Linked DNA regions of Homo sapiens: region 2 is linked to region 1. A link is a contact called in ENCODE Hi-C or POLR2A ChIA-PET data. All regions are on one chromosome and are shown on one strand. Each heading gives the region's core, a stretch centred on a gene start or an enhancer-like site at or near the end of the contact. The rest is flanking DNA. Distances are from core to core; before and after follow the strand shown.

Region 1 (5,034 bases), core at 1,092-3,591:
CACTGTGCCTGGCTGATGATAAGGTTTTCAGCCTGCCTTGATGATTGGGAAATGTTGGCATCATTGCAGGTATAGTAAACACACTAGGAGGTAAAGTTGGGCAAGTGATACTCAGTTTTGGATCTGTGGATTTTGAGTTACAGTGGGATATTCTCTTGGTTGTATTGTATGATGCATCTTGGGAAATTGATGTCAGTTTAGGAGTGACATTAGGGCTAGAGATTGAGATTTGGGATTCTCCATAGAAGGAGCAGCTAAAGCTCAGGTCCATGGGTAAGATGTTAAGAAAAACTGTGGAATGGAGAAGGACAAGAAAACTAGGGACAGAATTTGGAGAATAAGTCGATACTTTTTTCTTTTAAGCCAGAATCTAAATAAGGAATTTTAGGTTAGTTTCACCCACGTCCCCCACCCCTTATTCCCCACCCCCCACCCCACCATTCTATTTCAAGGAGAGAAAAGGATAAATAAGAAGGACATAAACATTTGTTAGTAGTTGATTATCGAAATCCCAAGGGACTGAAAGACTGCCTAGGGTCTTATAGCAATGCAAAATCAACAACAACAACAAAAATAAATAAAGAAGACTACATAGAGTCAAATGCAAATTTCATTTTGTTTAACTGTCAAGGTAGGAAGGTTTTTGACAAGGAGGGTTGCAAGCAAAAGTTTACTTAATGAATCAGTAAATGAGTTAGAATACCCCTCAGAATTCCAGGTAATTAAGATTTTACTTTGTAAACTCTTTGTTTTAGTTTGTATCTGTTTCATTTTTCATATTTAAATTGTGTATATTCAGAGTGCCCTTGATTTATAAGAAGTATATCCAATTTTCTCATGGGATATGTTAATAAAAGATTAAGGCTGGGCATGGTGGCTCATGCCTGTATTCTCGGCACTTTGGGAGGCTGAGGCAGGTGGATCACCTGAGGTCAGGAATTTGAGACTAGCCTGGCCAAGGTGAAACCCCATCTCCACTAAAAAAAAAAAAAATACAAAAAATGAGCTAGACATGGTGGCATGTGTCTGTGATCCCAGCTACTCGGGAGGCTGAGGCAGGAGAATCACTTCAACCCGGGAAGTGGAGGTTGCAGTGAGCTGAGATCACGCCACTGTACTCCAGCCTGGCAACAGAGTGAGACTCTGTCTCCAAAAAAAAAAAAAAAAAAGATTAAATACTTATACTAAAAAAGAATAGGTATGCTCTCATAGTCAAGGAGATGTGAATTTCTTATTTATCGCAAAGCTTACTTGGTTTCAGATATCTCTCTTAGACCAAGTACATGCAGAATTTAAAAGTCAGAGAGAAAATGAAACCAGATTGTTGAAAAATGGGAAAGGAAATAACTTTCATATAGCCATTTTATTATTATAGAAACTACTAAGTGGGTGTTTCATGGACTTTGGCAAGGAAATGCTGTGGCATTTTCCAACTCAGCCTCACTCTCTAAGTATCTCTGATGTCAAAGCTAACCGGAGTGGTTAGCATTGAAATTTTCACTTAAGTACAACAATGACAACAGCCACTGTTTATCAAGAACAATGCCAGGCATTCTACCTGGATTATCCGATTTACTCTTCATAACATTCTTGCAAATAGTGGTGGTTAAAAATGATAATAAAAGCTATAATTTGTCAAATGCTTAATTCGTTCCAAGCATCGTGCTATGTACTTTTTTTTTTTTTTTTTTTTTTTGGAGACAGTCTTGCTCTGTTGCCCAGGCTGGAGTGCAGTGGCACCATCTTGACTCACTGCAACCTCCGCCTCCTGGGTTCAAGTGATTCTCCTGCCTCAGCCTCCCGAGTAGCTGGGACTACAGGCGCCCACCACCATGCCTGGCTAATTTTTGTATTTTTAGTAGAGATTGGGTTTCACCATATTGGCCAGGCTGGTCTCGAACTCCTGACCTCAGGTGATCCACCTGCCTTGGCCTCCCAGAGTGCCAGGATTAGAGGTGTGAGCCACCGTGCCTGGCCCACTGTGCTGTGTATTTAATCTATTTATATTAATTTATTCTTTGTGGAAACTGTTTATGTTTGTAAGTAGACATCTTATTCTTCTATGAGATTCAGAAGAGTTAAGCAACTTGCCTTATGTCTTAACTGCTGCTAGTAAGACAGGATTCAAACTCAGCCTCTGATTCTAAAACCTATATTTTTTGCATTTTACTTACTGCCTCACTGTCATTTCAACTGGGTGGCAAAGGGGAACATTGACCTCCCTGGAGCTTATGACTGGTAACCAGGAAGTGTCACTGAAGTAAAATGAAGCAGAAGATTTAGGGCCACCTTGAACCAGAGCTGTGTTAGTCTGTACAGACCCCTTTTCAGAGTATGAGTGCCACCTGCTGGAAGGTTATGATGAATCTCATGTGTTTATAAAGAGCAGCTTCCAAAAGGCCTGTCGTAGGTGTGAAAGTGTCAACTTTCAAATACTAATTCTTAATTTACAGTTTTAGGAGTATTGGAACATTTTGGAATTAGGCAAATCTCCTATTTGCCATAAAACACCCTACTTCATTTACCTTCAGTTCTTTGGGAAGGGGAAAGAGGTGTTAAGACATTTTAAAAAATGATACTCAGTGCTTTCTAAAATAAAGTCGGTGATACTGTTCTCACTGAGGGGAAAGATTGATGGTCAAATGAATCACACTGTTACTTAAAAGAGATCAAAAAAGAATAGAAAATTGGATTTACTTTGAGATAAGTGAGTAATTGAAGTATAAGAGGATCTTTCCATTCAGAATGCCCTTGAAAAAGGAGTCAGGGACCCATGAGGGCATCATAGACTTGGAGAACAGAAAGTGAAAAGGGAAGAAAGATGTATACATAAAAATACGAATGGATTCTGGAATTTTTAGTCTAGTACAGACTCTCTAAATTGAGTCAGGATCTAGAGAAAGTTTAGAATTCTAACTGTAGATTATTTTACATTTAGGACAGTGAAAAGTGGACACTTTAAAAATAGCTACTTACATGCTTTGAAAGGAGCTCAGATAAAATATTGGCATGTTCATTGAACATTCTTCATTAGGCTCCAGTGGGATCATGTTACTATGCTGTGAGTATCTGGCATGGAAGATGTTATCATATAATATGAGACACAGGAAAATAATGGTCTACTTAATTGCTGTTTAAGTATGATTACACGTATTTGTAGTTGTATGATGTCATGTTGAACAAACATTTGTTAGACAAGAGATTAAAGTCCGTTGGTAAAATCTGATTTTGCCAAGAGATGGGGAAAGTACAAGTATGGCCATCTCCTTTCACTGTGTCCCTTCTCAGATAACCATGTAAAAAGAAGCTGAGATAGTATGATAGTGTCTTATTTTGGTAGGTGGATTTCTGGAAAGTTCTGTCTTCTGGTGTGTGTATGTATTTGTTTTTAAATTATAAGAGTAATGCTCATTGAAGAAAACTTGTAAAATAGAAAAAATAGAAATATAAATTATGCATAATCTCACACCCAGAAATAACTATTGTTAATGTTTTGGCATATTTCTGTTTGTTTTTTGTTTTTTTGAGACAGAGTCTCACTCTGGTGCCCAGGCTGAAGTGCAGTGGTGCGATCTTGGCTCACTGCAACCTCTGTCTCCCGGGTTCAAGCGATTGTCCTGCCTTAGTCTCTCGAGTAGCTGGGACTACAGGCATGCGGTACCACGCTCGGCTGATTTTTGTATTTTTAGTAGAGACGGGGTTTCATCGTGTTGGCCAGGCCAGTCGTGAACTCCTGATCTCAAGACATCAAGTGATCTGCCTGCTTCGGCCTCCCAGACTGCTGGCATTACAGGTGTGAGCCACCACGCCCAGCCCATTTTCTGTTATTTATATCTCTTTATATTTTATTTTATTTTATTTATTTATTTATTTTGAGACAGAGTCTCACTCTGTTGCCCAGGCTGGAGTGCAGTGGGACGATCTCTGCTCACTGCAACTTCTGCTTCCCAGGTTCAAGTGATTCTCCTGCCTCAGCCTCCTGAGTAGCTGGGATTACAGGCATATACCACCACACGTGGCTAATTTTTGTATTTTTAGTAGGGACGGGGTTTTGCCATGTTGTCCAGGCTGGCCTCGAACTCCTGGCTTCAAGTGATCTGTCCACCTCGGCCTCCCAAAGTGCTGGGATAACAGGTGTGAGCCACTGCACCCAGCCTGTGGTCCTTTTACATTATATCACAACGTTATAGTCTTTCCTCGAGTAATTAAAATATTTTAGTATATATATTTGAGGCTACAATATGTGGCTATTTACCATAATTTACTTATCAGTTTTCTTATTATTGAACATTTAGGTTGTTTACTGTTGTTGTTCATTTGTTTCTTTCAGTAAACAACAGTAGGAAAGTTAACTTCTTTGTTTTTTTCAGTAAACAGAGGTAGTGAATACACTCTTGTGTGATGTTTATCTAGAGCCTAGCATTTTCTTAGTAAACTGGCCTTGGACATAACTACTAATAAGGTTAATATCTGCTTCACTTGTGTTCCCCTGTGTCCCCTGTTCCTTTGTGTTATTTTCTTTAGGATTTTGTAGCACTTATTGTGCTCACAGCCCTTTCAGGAAATACCCTCATAGCACTCCTTTGCTCTTCGAATTATACACCAGGTTAAAGATCCCATCCTGAGATATTCAGAGCTGTGTTGCTGCTCTTTACCTCAAGCCAGCACTCTTATTCTTCTGGTAGAGTAGGTGCTAATTTAAAGAAGTCTTCCTTTTTAAGCCTAAAGTAAATGGAGCTTGTGGAGGCTTAGCGTCCCTGGAATAATTATTTTAGATATTGTCTATTCAATTTGTTGAAAACAAAATCATTTAAAACACCTTTTGAAAAAGAATAACTTATGAAAGGGTAGCAAAGTTTTATTAGGTTACAGGCCATTACTGGTTATTTTGTGAGTAAGAACCGGTTGAGTAGATTTAATTTATTTGACAAATATTTATTGAATGCTTATTATGTGCTAGGTACCATTTTATGCATTGGAGATATAAAGTCAACAAATACCTTTGCCTTCATGGAGCTTATATGTTAGTGGAGA
Region 2 (5,034 bases), core at 1,569-4,068, 400 kb before region 1:
GCAATGGCACAACCATAAATAGATATACAGCAGTCAGGCAGAGAAACACAAAGATCTTCACACATTTAACTAGCACACCTGTGCAACTGTTTATATGATATATACCCACACATACACAAACATGACTGAAAAAGTTGTCAAAGACTGAACTGAGTAAAAAGAAAAAAGATATTCATCAAAATGGAAAACACAAAGTTCCACAGAGTGCAAAAGAAAAACCAGGTTCCTTCCCTCACTCTCAGCTACCCAGTATTGGGATATTGTGTAGCCAATTAGAACTTTGGGGACAAGTAGTAGGTAGAGACTTTGACACTGCAAAATTCTCATCCCTGGCAAAGCTATGGTCTCTCTGGCAATTGCTCTCTCTCTCTCTCAAAAAAAAAAAAAAAAAAAAAAAAAAAAAAAAAAAAAACCCACCCACAGACACCAAAGGATCTACTTAACTGAATTTGCAAAAACAATGATAAACAAAAGACTGCTGTTATCTTGACTGCATTAAAAAATCTGTAATCCCAGGCAGGAATATGGTAAATGTTGGAACTAGTCTTTAAATGTTAACTCTGTCAATTCTGCCTTCTTTTGGGGCTTTTCTCTCTGACACCCAATACTCATATAGAAAAGACAACAAACTATTTTTGTTTGCTATTATATATGCATATCTCCCCTGCTAAACTTTACAATGATTACTTCCCTTAAATGGTAAGGATATGTTACTACATTTTTAACACTTTTTGTACCTAGCCCATTGACCCGCATACCACAGCAGTTTCAATAGCTATTTAAAGAACAGAAATTCCAGGTTAAAATGGTACCGTATTCACATGCATAACGAGAGTGTACAAGAATATTCATTGCAGCATTGTTTAGAATGAGTTTGGAAGCAATCTAAATGCCCATCAGAGGGAGAATGCATAGAGTATAATATAGTCAAACAATGCAAACCACCTAAGTTAAAATGGAAAGAATTTGAGTTATCAGTTCACACTGAGGTATTATGTGGATAAGTCACAAACATGATGCGGAATGGAAGAAAAGTAAGTTGCAGAATGATACAAATAGTTTAATAGTATTTATGTCAGGTTTTAAAACTCTCAGCATAACCCAGCATTACCTTTGTCTCAGAATTTATTACAGTCTTGCCCATTCCTCATATGCATACTAAAGACCTAAGAAATATTCACTCTAAAAATAATAGAAAATCAAGGTTAAAAAAAAAGACTATTAATCATATAAAGTTACCCCAAATGATGGGGAGGGAGGTTGATTTAGTAATGGAAATCACTTAGCCCTTGAAGTCAGTTGATATGTGTTTTATTGCCATTCTACTACCCACCAAGACACTTTCACTGAGCTACAGTTTTCTCACCCAAATGGGGTTGACCGCGCTCACCTTGCAGGATAAAGTGAAAGAATTTATGTTAAAGTGTCATGCAGAAGGTCTTAGATTTGTTTTTTGCCTAACCAGCCAAAAAGTCATAATAATGCTCTACAGGGAGAAAACGCTGAATCTGCACCTTTTGTATCTAATTTACTATATGGTTAAAAAAAAATGTCAAAAAACACAACAGGAAGAGGGAAGAAGCAACCCTTCACCTTCCTCATCCTAGTCCCTAATCCGGCTGCCTCCCGTGTTTTCTACATTTAACCCAGAGGGCAAAAAAAGGCGGGGGGACGGGAACGCACGGAACCGTGACTCTTGCAGGGCCCCCTTTGGAACTCCAGTGACCTTCGTACAAATCTCTTTCATTCCTCCAAACTCCACCCCCCGCCCCGCCAACATACGCACACCCCTCTGCGGCCCAGGGAGGCAGGTGAAGAACTACATAACTGGCATAGTCACGAAAGAGACCACAAAAATGACAGGGCGATGACTGGGGTTGAAGGTTCTGGGGTTCTGTTTGTTTTCAAACAATAAAAGGAAGGGCTCCTGTGGACTGTTAGCGTCTGCTCTGCTGAGGGGAAAGGAGGACGATCTCGGCAAGTAAGTTCTGCGACCTGCTTGCAAACACACAGCTCTGCAGCTGGATTCCATATAAAGACGGGCACCCCGAGGCCCCAGAAGCGGCAGGCTCTGTCTGCAACTCGAAAGACCCCCCTGCTCGCACCCTCTGGCACAGGGACCCACCGACATGCACACTCGGAGGCAGACACAGCCCACACGCGGGATGCGCTCGGGGGCCCCACGCGGGTCGCCCAGGCTGGCCTCGGCGGGCGCCGCGCCTCACCTGTCTTAAAGACCATCTTGTCATCGTCTTTGGAGCCGAAGGTTTCCAGCATGGACACGAAGAGCACCCCGCAAGCGTTCTGGATGCCGAACACCGACCCGTTGCACCACATGGCCGCCAGCATCACCAGCCAGCCCCAGCCGCCCTCGGGGGGTTCGGGGGGCTCATGGGGCTCCGCGGTCGCCGGCCCCGCCAGCTCCACCTCCACCTTCTCGACAGCCGCCTCGGGGCTGTCCGAGGGTCCCGGGCCGGGCGGCGGAGCGGCCCCCGTGGGCGCGGGGCCGAGCGGCTGCGCCTCGCTCGTGCCCCGCGCGGAGTCCGGCTCCTCCTGGGAGAGCACCATGGCCCGAGGCGGGCCCCTCAGGCGCCGGAGAAGCGCGAGGGACGCGAGTTACCAGCGGGCTCCCGGAGGAGCTGCGGGGCTCCTGGCGGGCTAACGAGGCCGAGGCGAGGGCGGCGGAGCCCCTGGCGGGCGGGCGGGCTGGCAGCGCGCAGGCGGCCAGCGCGCAGGCGGCCGCGAGGACAGCTGGCGCGCGCGAACACCTCGGGGATCGACACTGAAGCCTCTAGGTCACAGCCCCGCACCCCCGACTGAGCCCACTGCCAGCCGCCGGTTCTTAAAAGCACCCCCCGCCCCGCCGGCTGGGGGCGTGGCCGGGAGCGGGACGTGCCCCCACAGCCTCCAGATGATTGGGCCTCGGAGAGCGGAGGCGGGGCGCCCCGCGGCGCGCGGCCCCAGGTGCCCGCGGCAGACGCTGTCTGCGCGCGCGTCTGCGACGGGGCCTCCTCCTGCTCAGAGAGGGGCACAGATGTGTGGGTCACCCCGCCTCAAAGCATGAGCAGAAGGGGCGCGTCTCCTAGGTGCGGGCGCGGTGGGCCTTCAGGAGAGCCACACTGGATCGTTAGCCTCAACTCACCGACACAGCGTCACAGTCACACTAACATTGTCTCGATTGTGTTTGTTTTATGTTTTGGCATTCACCTCTCAGTACTAATTATAATATGTAAGATTCGTTATGCCACCTGGCTTCTTAAATAAGTCATCTGAAGGATCAGAGCCCTTATTTTATTACTTCAGTTCCATTCTCTTGCATTCGTATACAATTTCCTTATGAATATTTGGCACACCAAAGATGCTTATTTTCAGTCCTCACTGGACTGCAATTCCGAAGTCTTCAACCAACAAACATTTTTAACAGACAGCTAGAAAGCATTACTTTTCAACTACATCAGAGTCGTTTTCACTTTAAACAAAAACTAAAACCTGTATTCAACTCCTCTGTCTCCCTGAAGCATGGAGTGCCATCCTATGTAAAAGAAAAGAAGAGTAACCTGCTATGCAATATTGAGGATGCTTCTTAATTTCTGTTATTCGTATTCTTCACTTCAATCAAAGTCAAAATATGCTAGTTACTTGATGTGCCCACCACTGTGATAGAGTACACAGATGAGTGCGATTGATCTCGTTTCTGCCTCTTATCAGTTGATAAACTGGTAGGAAAAAAGAGTCCTGGGAGAGACTAGGAGGCTCAGATGATGTGTTATAATACATGTACAAAAGAGAGAGATGAGATAGTCCCTTAAATTCTCTCCAAACACTGTAGAAGAGCCTCTACAGCAAACAGCCTTTGGCCGAAGCCCTGATTCATACATACGACTTCAGTGGGTCAAGACAGGAAAAGAGCATTCCAGGTAGAGAAAATAGCATAAACTAAGGAAAGCAAGCCGTGCTTGGTTGTGGAATGGGGAACATAGCTCAAGTGTAATCTGCCTTAGAAATGAGGGTAAAATAGTAAACAAAGGAATAGGCACATAAGTGCACAAAAATGTATGTATGAAGATGATACCCCAGTATTGTTGGAAATAAGGAAAATTTGGAAGTATAATGTACATTGGTAGAAGACTGATTAGATACTTACTTTAAAACCTCTAAAAGTTCTGAAGGTCATCTGTATTTATTGACTTTGAAAGTTGTCCACAACATATTATTGGGCAAAGAAAGCACATCGATTATATATTTGCATGCACACAAACAAACACATATGTAAGAATTATCCACGAGTCAGTACTGATGTAAGTAAATGATTAAATAAATAATGAGGAGAGAATAGACAAATCTCTCCTGCAGGAAATGTAAATACTTTATGAACATACTCCCTCCCTCATGGAGGTGAAGTACAATGGTTTACTCTTTAAGTGTGGGTATGCGTAGTAACTTTCTTCCAAAGAGTATAGGATGGAAAGGGGGAGTGGGGGGAAGAAATAACTTTAGGGTGCAAAAAATGGCACACAGTACCTCAACTAGATGATAATGTATCCCCGATATGATGTGATGAAAATGGTACTTTACCTCTGTGGTCTTCCTGCCAAAACCCATAATCCCTGGCTAACCATCAGAAAAACATTAGACAAATCCCAATCAAGGACAGTCTACAAAATACCCATTAAGTACTTTCATTACTGTAAAAGTCATCAAAAACAAGGAAAGTCTGAGAAACTGTCACAGTAAAAAAGAGTCTAAGAGGGCTGGGTGTCGTGGCTCATGCTGGTAATCCCAGCACTTTGGGAGGCCGAGGCGGGCGGATCACTTGAGGTCAGGAGTTCGAGACCAGCCTGGCCAATATGGCGAAACCCCATCTCTACCAAAAATACAAAAATTAGCCAGGCATAGTGGCGTGGGCCTGTAATCCCAGATACTCAGGTGGCTGAGGCAGGAGAATCGCTTGAACCCAGAAGGCAGAGGTTGCAGTGAGCTGAGATCGCGCCACTGTACCCCAGCCTGGGTGACAGTGAGATTCCAACTCAAAAA

The links. Hi-C counts contacts between places; a loop is a spot of excess contacts on that map. ChIA-PET counts read pairs that join two places held with the same protein, here RNA polymerase II (POLR2A). Pooled maps may share reads with other maps.
Region 2: a pooled map shows a loop between it and region 1 (3-fold over the local background). The contact joins the promoter of SLC16A10 here to the enhancer-like site in region 1. A Hi-C loop is called at or near these places in 4 of 50 pooled maps. POLR2A ChIA-PET finds 5 or more read pairs at or near these places in 2 of 52 experiments (GM12878 and activated naive CD4-positive, alpha-beta T cell).

Annotation. Positions count from the first base shown.
Region 1 is chr6:110,679,837-110,684,870 of GRCh38, reverse strand. All of the region lies in intron 2 of CDK19 (cyclin dependent kinase 19), which reads left to right. Among named protein-coding and RNA genes, the nearest start is that of CDK19, 130 kb to the left of the region's middle. Within about 2 kb of position 2,341, at least 7 of the 41 ENCODE cell types and tissues checked have a DNase peak (open chromatin) inside an H3K27ac peak, as active enhancers do.
Region 2 is chr6:111,085,287-111,090,320 of GRCh38, reverse strand. SLC16A10 (solute carrier family 16 member 10) reads right to left here and starts at 2,818. Exons shown (of 6, transcript NM_018593.5): 1 at 2,226-2,818. The coding sequence starts at 2,568. RefSeq lists silencers at 2,248-2,427, 2,458-3,137 and an enhancer at 1,935-2,435.